Linked DNA regions of Homo sapiens: region 2 is linked to region 1. A link is a loop called in an ENCODE intact Hi-C map of the cell type or tissue named here. Cell type or tissue: GM12878. All regions are shown on one strand. Links, peaks and the distances in the headings refer to the core of each region. The heading gives the core; the rest is flanking DNA.

Evidence for each region. A loop is a pair of places that touch in the nucleus more often than their neighbours do. Peaks named below come from ENCODE experiments on the same cell type or tissue, not always from the same donor. Only the 100,000 strongest peaks of a DNase experiment are listed, where the experiment ranks them.
Region 2: it touches region 1 in a loop (2.5-fold over the local background); 1 of 110 quality-filtered maps calls a loop at or near these places.

Annotation. Positions count from the first base shown.
Region 1 is chr12:82,011,838-82,020,463 of GRCh38, forward strand. No RefSeq gene overlaps it. Among named protein-coding and RNA genes, the nearest start is that of LINC02426, 62 kb to the left of the region's middle. In GM12878, for the core only: no CTCF peak of the experiment used is centred there; a DNase peak (open chromatin) is centred at 3,934.
Region 2 is chr12:81,951,787-81,960,412 of GRCh38, forward strand. It overlaps LINC02426 (long intergenic non-protein coding RNA 2426), which reads left to right and starts at 1,933. Exons shown (of 3, transcript NR_110089.1): 1 at 1,933-2,369; 2 at 2,462-2,694. In GM12878, for the core only: no CTCF peak of the experiment used is centred there; a DNase peak (open chromatin) is centred at 4,158.

The DNA.
Region 1 (8,626 bases), core at 1,993-6,992:
ATCCCAGAACTTTGGGAGGCCAAGGTGGGTGGATCACGAGGTCAGGAGTTTGAGATCAGCCTGACCAACATGGTGAAACCCAGTCTCTACTAGAAATACAAAAATTAGCCAGGTGTGGTGGTGCATGTCTGTAATCTCAGCTATTCAGGAGGCTGAGGCAGGAGAATCGCCTGAACCTGGGAGGCGGAAATTGCATTGAGCGGAGATCGCACCACTGCACTCCAGTCTGGGCAACAGAGGCAGACTCCGTCTCAAAAAAAAAAAAAAAAAAAAATTGCTGATTTTAAAGGAAAGATTCACAAACTATGTAAATTTAGGGAAATGAAGGATATTAGGGGATAATGTTGGTCACGGAAAAATCTTGACACTGAAGAGCCACAGTGAGACATTTAGTATGGCCAGAGCACAGGCTGCACAGTGAAATGAGAGGTAGAAGATGATATTGGAAAGTGATGTGTTTGCTTCAAGTAACAAAGGAAAGACAAAGGACATTTTAAACAGAAAAATGACATAATCAGTTTAGGTATTAGGTTGGTGCAAAAGTAATTGCGGTTTTTGTCATTAAAAGTAGTGTCAACCTAATATTTAGAAGATCAATATAGAGGTGTGTAAGATGTACTGGAGTTATAGCAGATGAAAGACAGAGACACCGTATGCTACAAGTGAGCCAGAATGAGGATATGGTCTAAGCCAAGTTTCATACACTGCTCTAAACCGATGTGTGACCTGTTTGGTTGTTATAAGCAGCAGTGAAATTAAGCAGATAATATGGATGGCATTCAAAATATACTTATTGACTGATACCCATCTCTCTTTATGCATGTATGTTAATGGTACAATTCTTTCAGCCATTTAAGTTTGTGGGCTCTGGTTTAAATTTAGGAGTAACAGAAGAATTAGAGAGGAGAGGTCACATGTTTTTCCCTTGCTGCCTCAGTTAAAGTTGATTTTCCAAGAACAGCATGTCTGTGATGTTTTCCTTCATCATTAATAAACACATTAATATTTTCCATAGTTCAGATAACAATTTTGAGCAGTATTAGAATTATGAACATCTATGCTGTAAGGCCATTTTAAATTAGAAGCGTTTGAATCCCAGCACTTTGGGACACCGAGGCAGGAGGATCACTTGAGCTCAGGAGTTCGAGACCAGCCTAGGCGACATAGGGAGAGTCTGTCTCTACTAGAAATCAACAAAATTAGCTGGGCATGGTGATATGCACCTGTAGTTCGAGCTACTTGGGAGGTTGAAGTGGGAGAATCGCTTGAGCCTTGGAGGTTACAGCTGCAGTGAGCCATGATGTCCCATTGCACTCCCAACTAGGCAACAGAGCTAGATACTCTCTCAAATATATATATATATATGAAATAACCATATATATGGGTTTTAATGGATATTGCTACTCAGAGTGTTATTTATTTCTTGAAGATTATCAGTACTTCATTATATACTAAACATTTAATTCTTGGGTTTATTATTGATGTCTTCTGATCCTACACAAATTATTTAGCATTTAACTTTAAGTCACATTCCCTGGCAAACAATTACTAGAAGAAGCACAGAAAGATGTTTCACAATCAATGAGCCAATTTTAGGCCAAGCAGTCAGTGAAATCCAAACGTGAGAAATCAATCCACAGTTTGAAGAAAACAATGGAAAGCCTGATGTAAGTTTATTTTATGATAACTACTTTGTCCTTCACAGTGAGAAATAGTTGAGAACTGTGGAGGTTATTATTAAAGGTACAAAATCCCATTCATCATGTACGTCTTTTTCAGAGATATTGATTTTGATGGCAACATTTCACAATGTACTTTGAAACCAAAATCTTCCCCAAATAGCATATTCTATCAATTCAACACAAAGAGTAAAGTGAAACAAATGCTACAATTCTGTGATCTCTACACAGAAAACAATTACGCAGTTATTTTCTGCTGTGAGATCATCTGTAATTGCAAAAGGCAAAAAAGTTTTTTTTTTCTACTTTGTTTTGTTTTTCACTCTTCTATTGGGAGAGAAAGTGAAACCATATTTCCACTAACATTATTATCTTCAACAAATATGTACTCTAACAGTATTGATAAGAAGAGAATTAAGATTTTTATTATTATTATTATTTTTATTATACTTTAAGTTCTAGGGTACATGTGCACAACGTGCAGATTTGTTACATATGTATACATGTGCCATGTTGGTGTGCTGCACCCATTAACTCGTCATTTACATTAGGTATATCTCCTAATGCTATCCCTCCTCCCTCCCCCTACCCCACAACAGGACCTGGTGTGTGATGTTCCCCTTCCTGTGTCCAAGTGTTCTCATTGTTAAATTCCCACCTATGAGTGAGAACATGAGGTGTTTGGTTTTTTGTCCTTGTGATAGTTTGCTGAGAATGATGGTTTCCAGCTTCATCCATGTCCCTGCAAAGGACATGAACTCATCATTTTTTATGACTGCATAGTATTCCATGGTGTATATGTGCCACATTTTCTTAATCCAGTCTATCATAGATGGACATTTGGGTTGGTTCCAAGTCTTTGCTATTGTGAATAGTGCTGCAATAAACATACATGTGCATGTATTTTTATAGCAGCATGATTTGTAATCCTTTGGGTATATACCCAGTAATGGGATGGCTGGGTCAAATGGTATTTCTAATTCTAGATCCCTGAGGAATCGCCACACTGTCTTCCACAATGGTTGAACTAGTTTACAGTCCCACCAACAGTGTAAAAGTGTACTTATTTCTCCACATCCTCTCCAGCACCTGTTGTTTCCTGACTGTTTAATGATTGCCATTCTAACTGGTGTGAGATGGTATCTCATTGTGGTTTTGATTTGCATTTCTCTGATGGCCAGTGACGATGAGCATTTTTTCATGTGTCTGTTAGCTGCATACATGTCTTCTTTTGAGAAGTGTCTGTTCATATCCTTCGCCCACTTGTTGATGGGGTTGATGTTTTTTTAAATAAAAAAGCTGTGCCTTTTCACAAACACAGATGAAAATGCCATTTCGACCTAAATTAAGTTGCTAATTGCATACATTATTTGTTTACATTGCAAAATCCTTAATGTGAGAAAAAAACATGCAATGAAAAATATAATTTGGAAAAAAGGATGAGGTAGCGGGGGGCTAAGGCTCAATTTTGCACAACTGAGCACAATATAACTAGAGCTGCAGCACAATTAATCACCATTAAAAGATAGTTTAATTAGATTGACTTCTTACGGTTAAAAAATGAGTATTTGTTCATTGGGTCATTAATATACAACCAGTTTTTATTAATACAATTTGTTCATAAACCTTGATTATATAGTGGGTATTTTCCTGTTAATTAATAACTGATAAATCTCCATTTCACTTTATATAGATATGGTCTAAAAAAACCCCAGAAATCTACCATCTTAATGCTGGAAAGGAGTTGTAATTTTACAATTGAGAAACCTCATGGCAATCTCTTGAATATTAATACTTAATATTTGTGGAAGGTTTTCTTTATGGCTGGCACTTAACAGGCTCTCTCTTATTAAGCCTCACATCAACTTCTGATCCAGTACCAATACTGGATTTACTTAGAGGGATTCAGAGAACTCAAGAAACCTATTAAATGCCACAAAACTTAACGTTAGTTAGGTTTTCACATTAACATTCAATTAACATTTGAATTTACATAGTTTAAGAAACTAAATTCTTAAAGAGTATACCATACTACCTTATAGCTCGCAATAAAAATTACAACCAAAAGAGTTATGTAGCATGAGAAAAGTGTAAAAAATGTCCATATCTGAAATCTCTGTCACTAGAAATTTTTTCATTTTTATTTGCTTGATGGCAGAAACCACCATCACTTTTGCAGCAACCTACATCCAGCATGTACTGCTCAAATGACCTGTGAATGAGTGACAAAGTTTTAACTTAAAACTGGTTAATATTCAACTATTTGTTTAGTGATCCTATGAACTAATTACCTTTAGTCATGAGTTGCTTAAAGACAGAGATTGTTCTGAGAAATACTTGGTAAGGTGATTTTGTCATTGTGGTTACCCCATAGACTCTAGAGTATGCTTACACAAACCTAGATGGTATAGTGTACTACATATTTAGACTATATAGTATAGCCTGTTGCTCCTAAGCTACAAACCTGTACAGCAGGTTACTTTGCTGAATACTGTAGGCAATTGTAACACAGTGGTAAGTATTTGTGGATCTAAACATGGAAAATGTACTATGAAAATACAGTATAAAAGATTAAAAAGAACACACCTGTATAAAGCATTTGCCTTGAATAGAGCTTGTAGGACTGGAAGTTGCTCTGGGTGAGTCAGTGAGTGATTGATGAGTAAATGTGAAAACCTAGGACATTACTGTGCACTACTGTAGACTTTATAAACATTGTATACTTAGGCTACATTAAATCATAAAAAATAAAGTATGCGATGATTTTACTATGGCTACAATAACACTAGGCAATAGAAATTTTTCAGCTTCTTTCAAATCTTATGGGACCACCGTCATTGACTAAAACATTGTTATGCAGTGCATGACTGTAATTGGAAGTTATGAGTTTTCTTCTTCCTGTATCTGTCTCATATGCCTTATGATAGGCTAATTTTTAAAAAGCAAGTCCATTTCTAGTTTAGAATTTTTAAAAAACTTTTCACAGGTGTATTAATCCATTCTTATGCCACTATAAAAAATTGCCCAAGACTGGGTAATTTATAAAGGAAAGAGGTTTGATTGACTTACAGTTGTGCATGGCTGAAGCAGCCTCAGGAAACTTACAATCCCGGCAGAAGGGGAAGAAAACACTTCTCTCTTCACATGATGGCAGGAAAGAAGAGTGCTGAGCAAAGAGAAAAAAGCTTATTATAAAACCATTAGATCTTGTGAGAACTCACTCACTATCATACTACCATGAGAACAGCAGTATGGGGGTAACTGCCCCCATGATTAAATTACCTCCCACCAGGTCCCTTCCAAGACATGTGGGATTATGGGATGATATGGTTTGGTTATGTCCCCACCCAAATCTCATCTTCAATTTTAGCTCCCATAATTCCCATATGTTGTGGGAGGGACCCAGCGGGAGATAATTGAATCATGGGGGTGGTTTTCCCCCCATACTGTTCACCTGATAGTGAATAACTCTCATGAAATCTGATGACTTTGTACAGGGTTTCCCCTTTTGCTTGGCTCTCATTTTCTCTTTTGTCTGCCATCATGTAAGATATGCCTTTTGCCTTCCACCATGATTGTGAGGCCTCCCGAGCCATGTGAAAGTGTGAGTCCATTGAACCTCTTTTTCAGTATAAATTACCCAGTCTTTATTATGTCTTTCTCAGCAGTGAGAAAATGGACTAATACATGGGAACTCCAATTCAAGATGCGATTTGGGTAGGGACAGAGAAAAACCATATCAACAGGTTTATTGAGTCACACATATACAAAAACTCACAAAAAAGCACATGAATTTGGACATCTACATACACCCATGATACCATCACCACAATCAAGATATTAAATATATCCATTGCCTACAAGAATAACGTTGTGTTGCTTTATGGGTTTGGATTTGTGCATGTTTTGATTTTTGTGTGATTTTTTTTTGAAGGGATAAGAAGAATACTTAATATGAGATCTACCCCCTTGAACTTTAAATATTGTTAACTACAGGTACTATGTTATACAGCAAATCTCCAGAATTTATTCATCTTATATAACTGAAATTTTACAACCATTGCACAACAGTTCCCTATTTTACCCTCCCCCATCAGGCCCTGGCTGATAGGGTTTGTCTCTGTGTCCCCACCCAAATCTCATCTCAAATCTTAATCCCCAGGTATTGAGAGAGGGGTCTGGTGGGAGGTGATTGGATCATGAGGGTGGTTTCCCCCATGCTGTTCTTGGGATAGTGAGTGAGTTCTCACGAGATCTGATGGTTTTAAAAGTTGCAGTTTCCCCTGAAAGCTCTGTGGCTCTTGCCACCTTGTGAGGAAGGTACCTGCTTCCCCTTCTCATTACGCCATGATTGTTAGTTTTCTGAGGCCTCTTAGCCATGTGGAACTGTAAGTCAATTAAACCTCTTTTCTTTATAAGTTACCCAGTATTGGGTAGTATCTTTATGGCAGTGTGAGAACAGAATAATAAAGAGAATTGGTACTAGCAGAGTGGGGTACTGCTATAATGATAAACTGAAAATGTGGAAGTAACTTTAGAACTGGGTAACAGGCAGAGTTTGGAACAATTTGGAAGGCTCAGAAGAAGACAGGAAGATGTGGGAAAGTTTGGAACTTCCTAGAGACTTGTAGAACAGTTTTGACCAAAATGTTGATAGTGATATGGATAATGAAGTCCAAGCTGACATGGTCTCTGATGGAGATGAGCAACTAATTGGGAACTGGAGTAAAGGTTACTCATGCTATGCTTTAGCAAAGAGACTGGCAGCATTTTGCCCCTGCCCTGGAGATCTGTGGAACTTTGAACTTGAGAGGGATAATTTAGGGTATCTGGTGGAAGAAATTTCTAAGCAGCAAAGCATTCAAGAGGTAACCTGACTTATGCTGAAAGCATCCAATTATATGCGTTCACAAAGAGATGCTTTGAATTGGAACTTAGCAAAGCATAAAGGTTTGAAAAATTTGCAGCCTGACCATGTGGTAGAAAAGAAAAACCCATTTTCTGGGGAGGAATTCAATTTTGCTGCAGAAGTTTGGATAAGTAACAAGGAGCCAAATGTTAATAGCCAAGACAATGGGGAAACATGTCTGCAGCATATGACAAAGACCTTCACAGCAGCCCCTTCCATCACAGGCCCAGAGGCCTATGAAGGACAAATGGCTTCATGGGCCAGGCCCAGGGTCCCACTGCCCTGTGCAGCTTTGGGACATGGTGCCCTGTGTCCCAGCCACTCCAGCTCCATCCAGTGCTAAAAGGGGCCCAAGTACAGCTTGGGCCATTGCTTCAAAGAGTGCAAGTCCCAAGCATTGATGGCTTCCACCTGGTGTTGTGACTGCAGTTGTGCAGAAGACAAGAGTTGAGCTTTGGGAACCTCCAGCTAGATTTTAGAGGATGTATGGAAATGCCTGGATGTCCAGGTAGAAGTCTGCTGCAGGGGCAGAGCCCTCATGAAGAACCCCTGCTAGGGCAATGCAGAAGGGAACTGTGGGTTTGGAGCCCCTACAGAGAATCCCCACTGGGGCACTCCCTAGTGAAGCTGTGAGAAGAGAGCCACCCTCCTCCAAACACCACAATGGTAGATCCACTGACAGCTTGCACCATACACCTGCAAAAGCCACAGGCACTCAGTGTCTGCCCATGAAAGCAGTGGTGGCTACCCAAGCTACCCCTTGCATCAGCATGGCCTGGATGTGAGACATGGAGTCATTAGGATTTAAAGACTTCCCAGCTGGGTTTCAGACTTGCATGGGGTCTGTGGCCCTTTATTTTGGCCAATTTCTCCCATTTGAAATGGGAATGTTTACCCAATGCTTGTACCCCCATTGTATCTTGAAAGTAACTAACTTGTTTTTGATTTTGCAGTCTCATAGGCCAAAGGGACTTGCTTTGTCTCAGATAAGACTTTGGACTTGACTTTTGGGGTAATGCTGAAATGAGTTAAGAATTTAGGGGACTGTTGGGAAGGCATGATTGGTTTTGAAATGTGAAAGGACATGAAATTTGAGAGGGGCTGGGGCATAATGATATGCTTTGGTTCTGTGTCCCCACCCAAATCTCATCTCAAATTGTAATTCTCACATGTAGAGGGAGAGACCTGGTGGAAGGTAATTGGATCATGGAGGTGGTTTACCCCATGCTGTTCTCATGATAGTAAGAAAATTCTCATGAGATTTGATGGTTTTAAAAGTGGAAGTTTCCCCTGAAGACTCTCTCTCTACTGCCACCTTGTGTGGAAGATGCCTGCTTTCCTTTTGCCTTCCACCATGATTGTAAGTTTCTTGAAGCCTCCCAGCCATGCAGAACTGTGAGTCAATTAAACCTCCTTTCTTTATAAATTACCCAATCTCAGGTAGTATTTTTATAGCAGTGTGAGAATGAACTAATATATTGGCAAACACCAGTCTATCCTTTGCTTCTAAGTTTGAACATTTTAGATAACTCCTATAAGTGTATCTAAGAGGTATAAGTGTATTAAATACACTTATAGGAGGTATCTAAAATGGTCATACTCCTATAAGTATAATGGCTATACTCCTATAAGTGTATCTAAATCATGAACAATTTGTCCTTCTCTATCTTATTTAACCTAAAATAATGTCCTCCAGTTTCACTCATATTGCAAATGTGTGTGTGTGTGTGTATACATATATATATATATATATATATGTATACACACACACACACACACATACCACATTTTCCTTATTGATTTATCTGTAAATATTTGGGTTGTTCTCATATTTTGTTACTATGAATAATGCCATAATGAATATGGGAACACACATATTTCTTTAAGATCTTGATTTTTTCTTTTTCTTTCAGATACATATTTCCACACTGTTTTTCATAGTGCTTGGACCATTTTACATTCCCACCAACAGTGTATAAGGGTTCCATTTTCTTGTGCTTTTTATTCTGCACTTGATCAACATTTTCATTGTTTATGC
Region 2 (8,626 bases), core at 1,616-6,615, 60 kb before region 1:
ATTTAGTAATTCTGATGACCAAAACCCAGATATGATATTCTAATAATAACTATGTAGCTGATAAAGAGATTTCACCTACTGAGTGGACATTCTATACCAGGTACTGAAACAAGCACTCTGTTTTACTGAATGCTTGTGGAAACTCTGCAAAAATTATTTGTCAATTTTATCAGAGACTGAGGATGTGATAGATTTCAAAAATGATTTTAACACTTTGCACAATCTCCCATCAAAAGACAGAGCCTATTTCCTCACAAGGCTTGGTCTTGTGGCTTACTTTGATCAATAGGACACAATGGGAATGACATTCTACCAGCTTAGTCCAGCCCTGTCTCGTGGGCCCTTCTTCTGTTGTATCCCCATTACACAGAGCAAGTATAAGTGATAATAAGACCAATAAATAAAACATGGAATGAACCTCATGCATAAAGATTTCCTAAATTTTGTAAAACTTTTCAGGTTCCCCAGAAAAGACCTTACTATTACATAAGTTTTAAATCACATATTCTCTGTTTCTTGGTCCACATCACTCCCTACCTTGCCATCATGACACCTTAATTCCTCAGGAAAACTGATTGCCCATTTGGATCAGGAGAAAATGCTAATGTACATGAACAAATCAAGAAATATCGGCACCTTTTAGGATCCTCTGTTAAGTTCTTGGGGCACAAGCAGTGAACCTCTGATGATGTTTCATAGAAATCTATGAATGTAATTCTATGGACTTGTAATAGTTTACCATAATAACCATGAGCCAAGAATTCTGCTCTTTGGAGCCATTCATGGAATAATACATCAGAGCTAGAAGAGGAATTAAAGAAAATATATTCTAACTCTGTTCTTTTAAAGATGAGAAAACTGAAGTTCAGAAATATTGTCACCAGCCCAAGGTCATACAATTCATTAGTTAGAAAGATGGAATCAAATACAGGTCTTCTAAAAACTCTGACTAATGCTACTGCAATTTAAAAATAGTGCTGCCTCCAATGAATAATTGGTTAATAGCAGGGAAAATCAAAATGGACGCTTTCATCTCCCTAGGAAATTTCAAATCCTACAACATTAAAGTAAAACTAAATGAAAGGAATCTAAACAACGAAAGTACAAGAGAACATATTTTTAAAAATGAAACAGTATTTCCTTAACAAGCTACATTTCAACACTTTTCTTGAAAAGCAAAAATCAATTTTTAGATAGTTCACTAGTGAGGTAAAATTCAGTTGAGACTATTTTTAAGTAAAATTAAACATTCAATAATAGGGTTTAAACACTTTGAAGAAGTTCTTTTTAAAAATGTTGTAGAGGTATAATTAAAGCCTAAAAAAGAAACATTAGAAGTAAAGTGATTGTGATCATTCTCTTTCCCCAGGTAAGATAATCTCCAATAATCATTTTATCCTTAACTAATAGTAACAACTTCTGAAGTTTAAACAATAACTCTTATTTAACCTGCAGTTTGAGAAATACATTTGAACTACCTAAAAATATCATAAATTCAACTTTTTCTAAAGTTCTCTAAATTGTGCATCTAATTGTCTCATTCTCACAATGGCAGTTTTGGTAGTTTTTACAATTAAGGGATAAAAGTTTTCAAGAACTTTTTGAAAGTTACATAGGAGACTTGGAATAAATATAAAAACAGAACAGAGCTGGTGATTCAGTAGCTATATTGTGGGATACCCTTCCAGCCAACACCTTTCTGGGAAGCATCCTCAGACCCAGACTGATGAAGGAGTGGGCAGCCTTCTGTGCAACTTGTGACTTTCCAGCTAGCACAGTTGATGAGAAGAGAAATGAGCATATATTTCAAGATAAGATAATCTTATTTTCTCTCTTGGAAATTTATATTTTGAGATTCAGGGACACGACTTGCTGGCATTGGTTCTTGGAATTATAAGGTATTGTTCAACTGCTGTTAGAACTAGTGTCATAGAAACCTAGATTCACCATGAGTCATCAAGGGACTTAAAGACAGACGTATCTGGAGAAAAAGAGAATAAAGCTGAACATGCAGCCTCCAGCCCCAGAGAAAGACTGAGAGAGAACAGGAGAATAGAACCTTATTAGACACCAGATGTATTTCCAGCAACTGGGTTCCTTGAAATTTCTCTGGTTCATAAGTGCTTCACAGACATAATGGGCTAGTAAATTAGGTCCTTATTTTGGAACAAATTGAGAGATATATTTGGAAGTATGACAGAGATCAAGCTGTCAGCTTTAATTGGAGATAAAAGCTAAGTTGGAGAAGGGCATACTGCTAATAATTCACCCCAGATTTGTCAGATTTACCTACCCCATCACAAGCCCAGTAAAAATCACAGTATAAAGGCAAAGATAATGCATCTCTCTGCAGTCAGGCCAATTTCAAAGTGAGAGAAGAAAGAAATAGGTGATCTATACATATGCAGTGTGTTCTTCCAAATCATCAAATAATAAGTGTTGCCTCTCTTTTTGACACTAGGTCTCCTCCAAGATATTCTTATGTAACTACTCTACTTGTCACCTGGACATCAGGACTTTGGAAAACTTCCCAAGTGTTTCCATTGTGCAGGCTGTCATGAGAATATCCTCTCTCGGGAAGACTTACTAGAGAAAGAAGTAGCCATCACCAATCTTTCAAGCCTTTTGCACTCTTACCTATTGGATTTGAACAACTTATGTAAGGTCATCTTGGGTTATGATTGTCCCTCTCAGGTAAGATGTTAGCATTTTTGTCAGGACTAGTTTGCTTCCAAACCCAAGAGGCTCCAATCAAAATACCAATGACTTCTCCCTGGATTATCTGTGATCCTCTAACTCATAAGGAATATCCCACAAAAAGCTTCACAGCCCATCAAAAAAAAAAAAAAAAAAAAACAACTAACTCTAAGGTTTTCTCAGTCCAAATTATATACCCTTTACTATTTCCCAGCTAAAATTATGTCAACCTGTATTTCATTATATCTCATCAAGTTTTCTGCAATAAGATTAAATAACTTTATGATATACCAATGATAAAATAACAGCAAAAATATACTCCATATTTGATATTAATCCCCTTCCATTATGAATTTCATGGAAAGATTTAAAAATGTTCAAAGAAATTTTACATTTAAGATATAAATATTTTATTTAAGTAAAATAATTTGAAGCCTAAAGAATTTAAAGTTCTTCTCAATTTCTTATTCCATTTCATCTCTGCAAGAAGTCTTGATACTTGAAGCTATAGTATGTTTCACCTGTTATAAAAGCTATGAATGCCATAGCACTAATAAAGTTGAATTTAGCCACAGTCTCTCATGTATCTCATTAAAAAAAGAAATCAAAGATTTCTGGCGGGGTACAGAGGCTCATGCCTGTAATCCCAGCGCTTTGGGAGGCTGAGGCAGATGGATCACCTGAGATTAGGAGTTCAAGACTAGCCTGGCCAACATGGGGAAATCTTGTCTCTACTAAAAATTAGAAAATTAGCTGCGCATGGGGGCGTGCGCCTGTAATCCCAGCTAGTCAGAAGACTGAGGCAAGAAAATCATTTGAACCTGGGAGGCAGAGGTTGCAGTGAGCTGAGATTATGCCACTGCACTCCAGCCTGGGTGACAGAGTGAGACTCCATCTCATAAAAAAAAAAAAAAATTCATGCCATAAAAAATCAAATAATTAATAAAATATATCATAGTTTCATAGCCCTGGACCATTTCTGACTAATTCAGATAACCAGCCAAACCCCAATACCTAGACATTTCTTCATAAAATTTTGTTACAATAACATACTTAGTATTGTCATTAACCAGTAGTTCTCATTCCTAAATGTGTACTATAATTGTCTTATATACTCTTAAAAAATACTAGTATCTTACCCAATAACAGTTAAATCAGCATCTTTGAATGAGGAATTTGTAAAGATGTAATTTTTAAATCTCTCAAGGTTTTTTTAATTATTTTTTAGTAGCCTTAAAAAAGGCAGTTCTAAGTTTACAGGCAGTTGAGTGGAAAGTACAGGGAGTTCCCATATTGCACCAGTGTGGTAACTTTGCTACATTGATGACACAATTTTGATGAATAATTATTAACTAAAGTCTATAGGTGACACATTCACTCTGTGTTGTACATTCCATGGGGCTTAACAAATATATGACATATATCCACCATTACTTACGATACAAAATAGTTTCACTGGCCTTAAATTCCCCTATGCTCCAACAATTCATTCTTTTTTCCCTCCACTGGAACCCCTGGCTGGCAACTACTGACGTTTTCTTTTGTTCTGTCTTCACAGTTTTGCCTTTTCCAGATGAATTACCTAGTTGAAATCATTCTGTATGTAGCCTTTTCAGGTTGGCTTCTTTCACTTAGCAGTATGTATCTCAGGTGTCTTCATGTCTTTTCATGGCTTGAAAGCTCATTTCTTCTTTTTTTTTTTTTTTTTGAGACGGAGTCTCGCTCTGTTGCCCAGGCTGGAGTGCAATGGCGCGATCTCGGCTCACTGCAAGCTCCGCCTCCCGGGTTCACGCCATTCTCCTGCCTCAGCCTCCCGAGTAGCTGGGACTACAGGTGCCCGCCACCATGCCCGGCTAATTTTTTGTATTTTTAGTAGAGATGGGGTTTCACAATGTTAGCCAGGATGGTCTCGATCTCCTGACCTTGTGATCCGCCCACCTCGGCCTCCCAAAGTGCTGGGATTACAGGCGTGAGCCATCGTGCCCGGCCCATTTCTTCTTATTACTGAATAATATTCCAGTGTCTGGATGAACCACAGTTTATTTATCCATTCACCTATTTAGGGACATCTTGGCCCAGGGTATTTTAATGTCCAGCCAGAGTTAACCTCTGCCATAGACCATAGCAGAAACTCAATAGCATCTGAAGGAAGAGGAAATGGGGAAAATCTTTATTTTAGTCATAGTGAGCTGTCAGGCAGTCAGTTGCAGTGCACAGTTAAACACTTGTGTGAAACACAATTGAGTGAAAGTTCTCATTAAGGGGTTAATATTTTTCCATAAGCACCTATCATTTTAGGGGGAAGCCACCTACTCAAACTGTCTTTTCATGCTGCCATTTGAGCTACTGCTGCCTTCTTGCAAAGTCTAGAAATTTACACTGGTAGCAGCTCCAGTCACCATATGCTGTTTTACTCCCTCCCTATCTCACCTCTAAATTTAATTTAATCCCTCTTAATTCCATTTATTTTTTGAGCTCTGTGCTTTCACACTTCCTTGTGAGCAAGCATTTTAGTCCTATGCTTTAATTCAGTCATTTAATAAGGGTAAGCTTAGAAATTTTTGAAATCTGTGGCACAGGAAAGAATTCCCCTAGTCCTCTCATTTATTTGAACTGGAGAATCACCTTCAGCATATTTCTAAGGTAAACTTGTTCTGTTTTTTTTTTTTTTCTTTTTCTGTAACTTGTGACCCCAGAAGCCTAATTTGTACCAGCTTTTGCCATATGCTCCTCAGCTTTTGAAAGTCCCAGATATTGTGAATCATTTGTTTTTGTTGTTTTTGTTTTCAAACAGCTTTACTGAAAATAATTCACGTGCCATACAACTTATTCATTTAGAGTATACCATCTAATATTTTTCAGTCTACTCACTGCTGTGCGGCCATCAGCACAATTAAATTTTAGAACATTTCAACCTCCTAAAAAAAAAAAAACCTTGTTCCCATTAGCAGTCAATCCCTATTCTATACCAACCCTAAGCAACTTACTAATATATTTCATTATTCTGGCCATTTAATACAAATATGTTCTTTTGTGATTAGATTCTTTAACTTAGCATAATGTTTTTAAGAGCAATTGTGCCATAGCATGAATTAATACTTCATTTCTTTTTATTGCCAAATAATATTCCCTTGTATGGATATGCCAGATTGTATTGACACACATTCATCAGTTGATAGACATTTGGGTTATTTCCACTCTTGGGCCACTATGAATAGTATTGTTATGAATAATCATAAACAAGGTTTTGTATGGATATATATTTTCATTTCATTTGCATATATACATTGGAATGGAATTGTGGGTCATATGATAACACTATGTTTAACTTTTGAGAAACTGCCAGACTGTTTTTCATAGTGATTGCACCATCTTACATTCCCACCAGCAGCATGTAAGTGTTCCAATTTCTCCATATCTTTGCTAAAGTTGCTGTTGTCATCTTTTTTATTATAGCCATCCAGTAAGGGTTAATAGCATCTTATTGTGGTTTTGATTTGATTTTCACTAATGATGTAGAACAACTTTTCATATGCTTATTGGTCACATGTATATCTTCTCAGAGAAAATACCTATTCAAATCCTATGACCATTTTAACATTGAGTTACTGTCTTCTTTATTGAATGGTAAAATTCATTTAAATATCTGGATACAAGTTATTTATCAGACATATGTTCTCTCATTCTGTGGTTTTTTTTCCCTTGAGGATATAATTTGAAGCACAAAAGTTTTAAAATAATATGGTTTATTTTGTTTTTTTTCCTGCTTATGTTTTCAGTGTAGTATCTAAGAAAGTTTCCTAACCAATGATCATTAGGATTTACTCCTAAATTTTTTCCCAGGAATTTATAGCTTAATCCCTTATATTTAAGTCTATGATCCATTCTGAGTTTTTATGTTTTTGTTTGTTTGTTTCTTTGTGTTTATTTGTTTTTTGTTTTGCATATGATTTGAGGTAAGGTTCCAACTTTATTCCTTTGAATGTGGTCATTCAGTTTCCCCAGCAGTGTTTGTTGAAATGACTATTTTTTCACTATTTAATTTTCTTGGTACATTTGTCAAAAATAAATTGACCATATGTTTGTAATTATGCCAGTACCACACTGTCTTGATTACTGTAGCTTTGCAGTAAGGGTTGAAATCAGGAAGTATGAGCCAAGATCGTTTGACTATTCTGGGTCTCTTGCATTTCCTCATGAATTTTAACTTCAATTTGTCAATTTCTTCTAAAAAGCCAGCAAGAATTTTGACAGGGATTACATTGAATATTTCCACCAATTTAGGAAGTATTGGCCATCTTAACATTATTAATCTTTCAATCCATAAACATGAGACGTCTTTCCATTTATTTAAGGTTTTTTTTAATATCTTTAAGCAATGTTCTGTATTTTCTAGGGCACAAATCTTATACACCCTTTTGTTATACTTAAATATTTTGTTCTTTTTTTATGTCATTATGGTTGGAAATGTTTTCTTAGTTTCAAATGCATAATTTTCATTGTTAACCTATAGAAATAATTGATTTTTAGAAATTGATCTTTTATTTTTCAGCCTTCACAGGTTTTTAGTGTAATCCTTACAATTTTCTGTATATAAAATAACATGATCTGCAAATAGAGATAGTTTTACCTCCTTCTTTCCAATTTAGATGCCTTTTATTCCCTCTTCTTGCCTAGATGCCTGGGCTGGAAACTCCAATACAATGTTAAATCAAGGTGATGAGGTTGAACATCTGTGTCTGGTTCTTGATCTTAGGGTGAAAATATTCATTCTTTCGCTATTAAGTATGAGGTTAACTGTGGATTTTTTGTAGATGGTCTTTACTAGGTAAAAATGAGTGTTTTATCATGAAATGTAGTTGTAGTACATCAAATGTTTTCGAAATAACTGTATAATATTTTGTCTTTTATTCTGTCAAAATGGCTTATTACATTAATTAATTTTGGATGTTAAATCAACCTGTGTTCCTAGGATAAATCCTACTTGTTCATGTTGTATAATCCTTTTAATATGTTATTGGATTTGGTTTGTTAGTATTTTGATGAGTATTTTTGCAAATATATTCATCAGCGATACTAGGCTGTAGTTTTTTTCTTCTAGTTTTAGTATCAGAGTAATATTGCCCTCATAGGATGAGTTGGAAACTGTTTCCAGCTCTTCTATTTGTTAAAAGAATTTGTGAAGTATTTATAGTAGTTTTTCTTTGAATGTTTGATAGATTTCACCAGGGAAAACATATGGTACTTGGCTTTTCTTTCAGGAAGTTTTAAAATGATCAATTCAATTTTTTGCTTATTATAGACCTATCTGGAATTTCTATTTATTCTAGAGTAAGAGTCAGTACTTTGTGTCTTCCAAGAAATTAATTCGTTTCATGCAACTCATCTTGTTGGTTTATAGTTGTTTGTAATAGCATTCCCTTATAATCTTTTTATTTCAATACAACAATAGTAACATTCCTTTTTCATTCTTGATTTTAGTAATTTCAGACTTCTCTTTGTTTTTTATTCTTGGTTAGTTCAGCTAAAATTTTGTCATTTTTTTTTTTATATTTTTAAAAGCATCAAATAGCTACTCCTGCTTTCCTTTCATTTATAGTTGTGTGATATATCTTCTTCCATCCTATTACTTTCAAACTATGTCTCTTCCAGACAAAGCATTATTGGATCACAGTCTTTAAAATCCAATTTAAAAGTTCTTGGGTTTTGGTGAGATTGTATAACCCACATGCATTTAATATTATTGATATGTTTAGAATTATATCTGCCATTTTGCCTTTTGTTTTCTATGTGTCACATGTCTTTTTTCTTTTTCTACTTTTTTTTATACTAAGCAGCTTATGTTTAATGTAGCAGTTTAATTTTTAGTAAATTTTAAATTATATTTTGAAATATTTATTAGTGGTTCTTCTAGGACTTACAATGTATG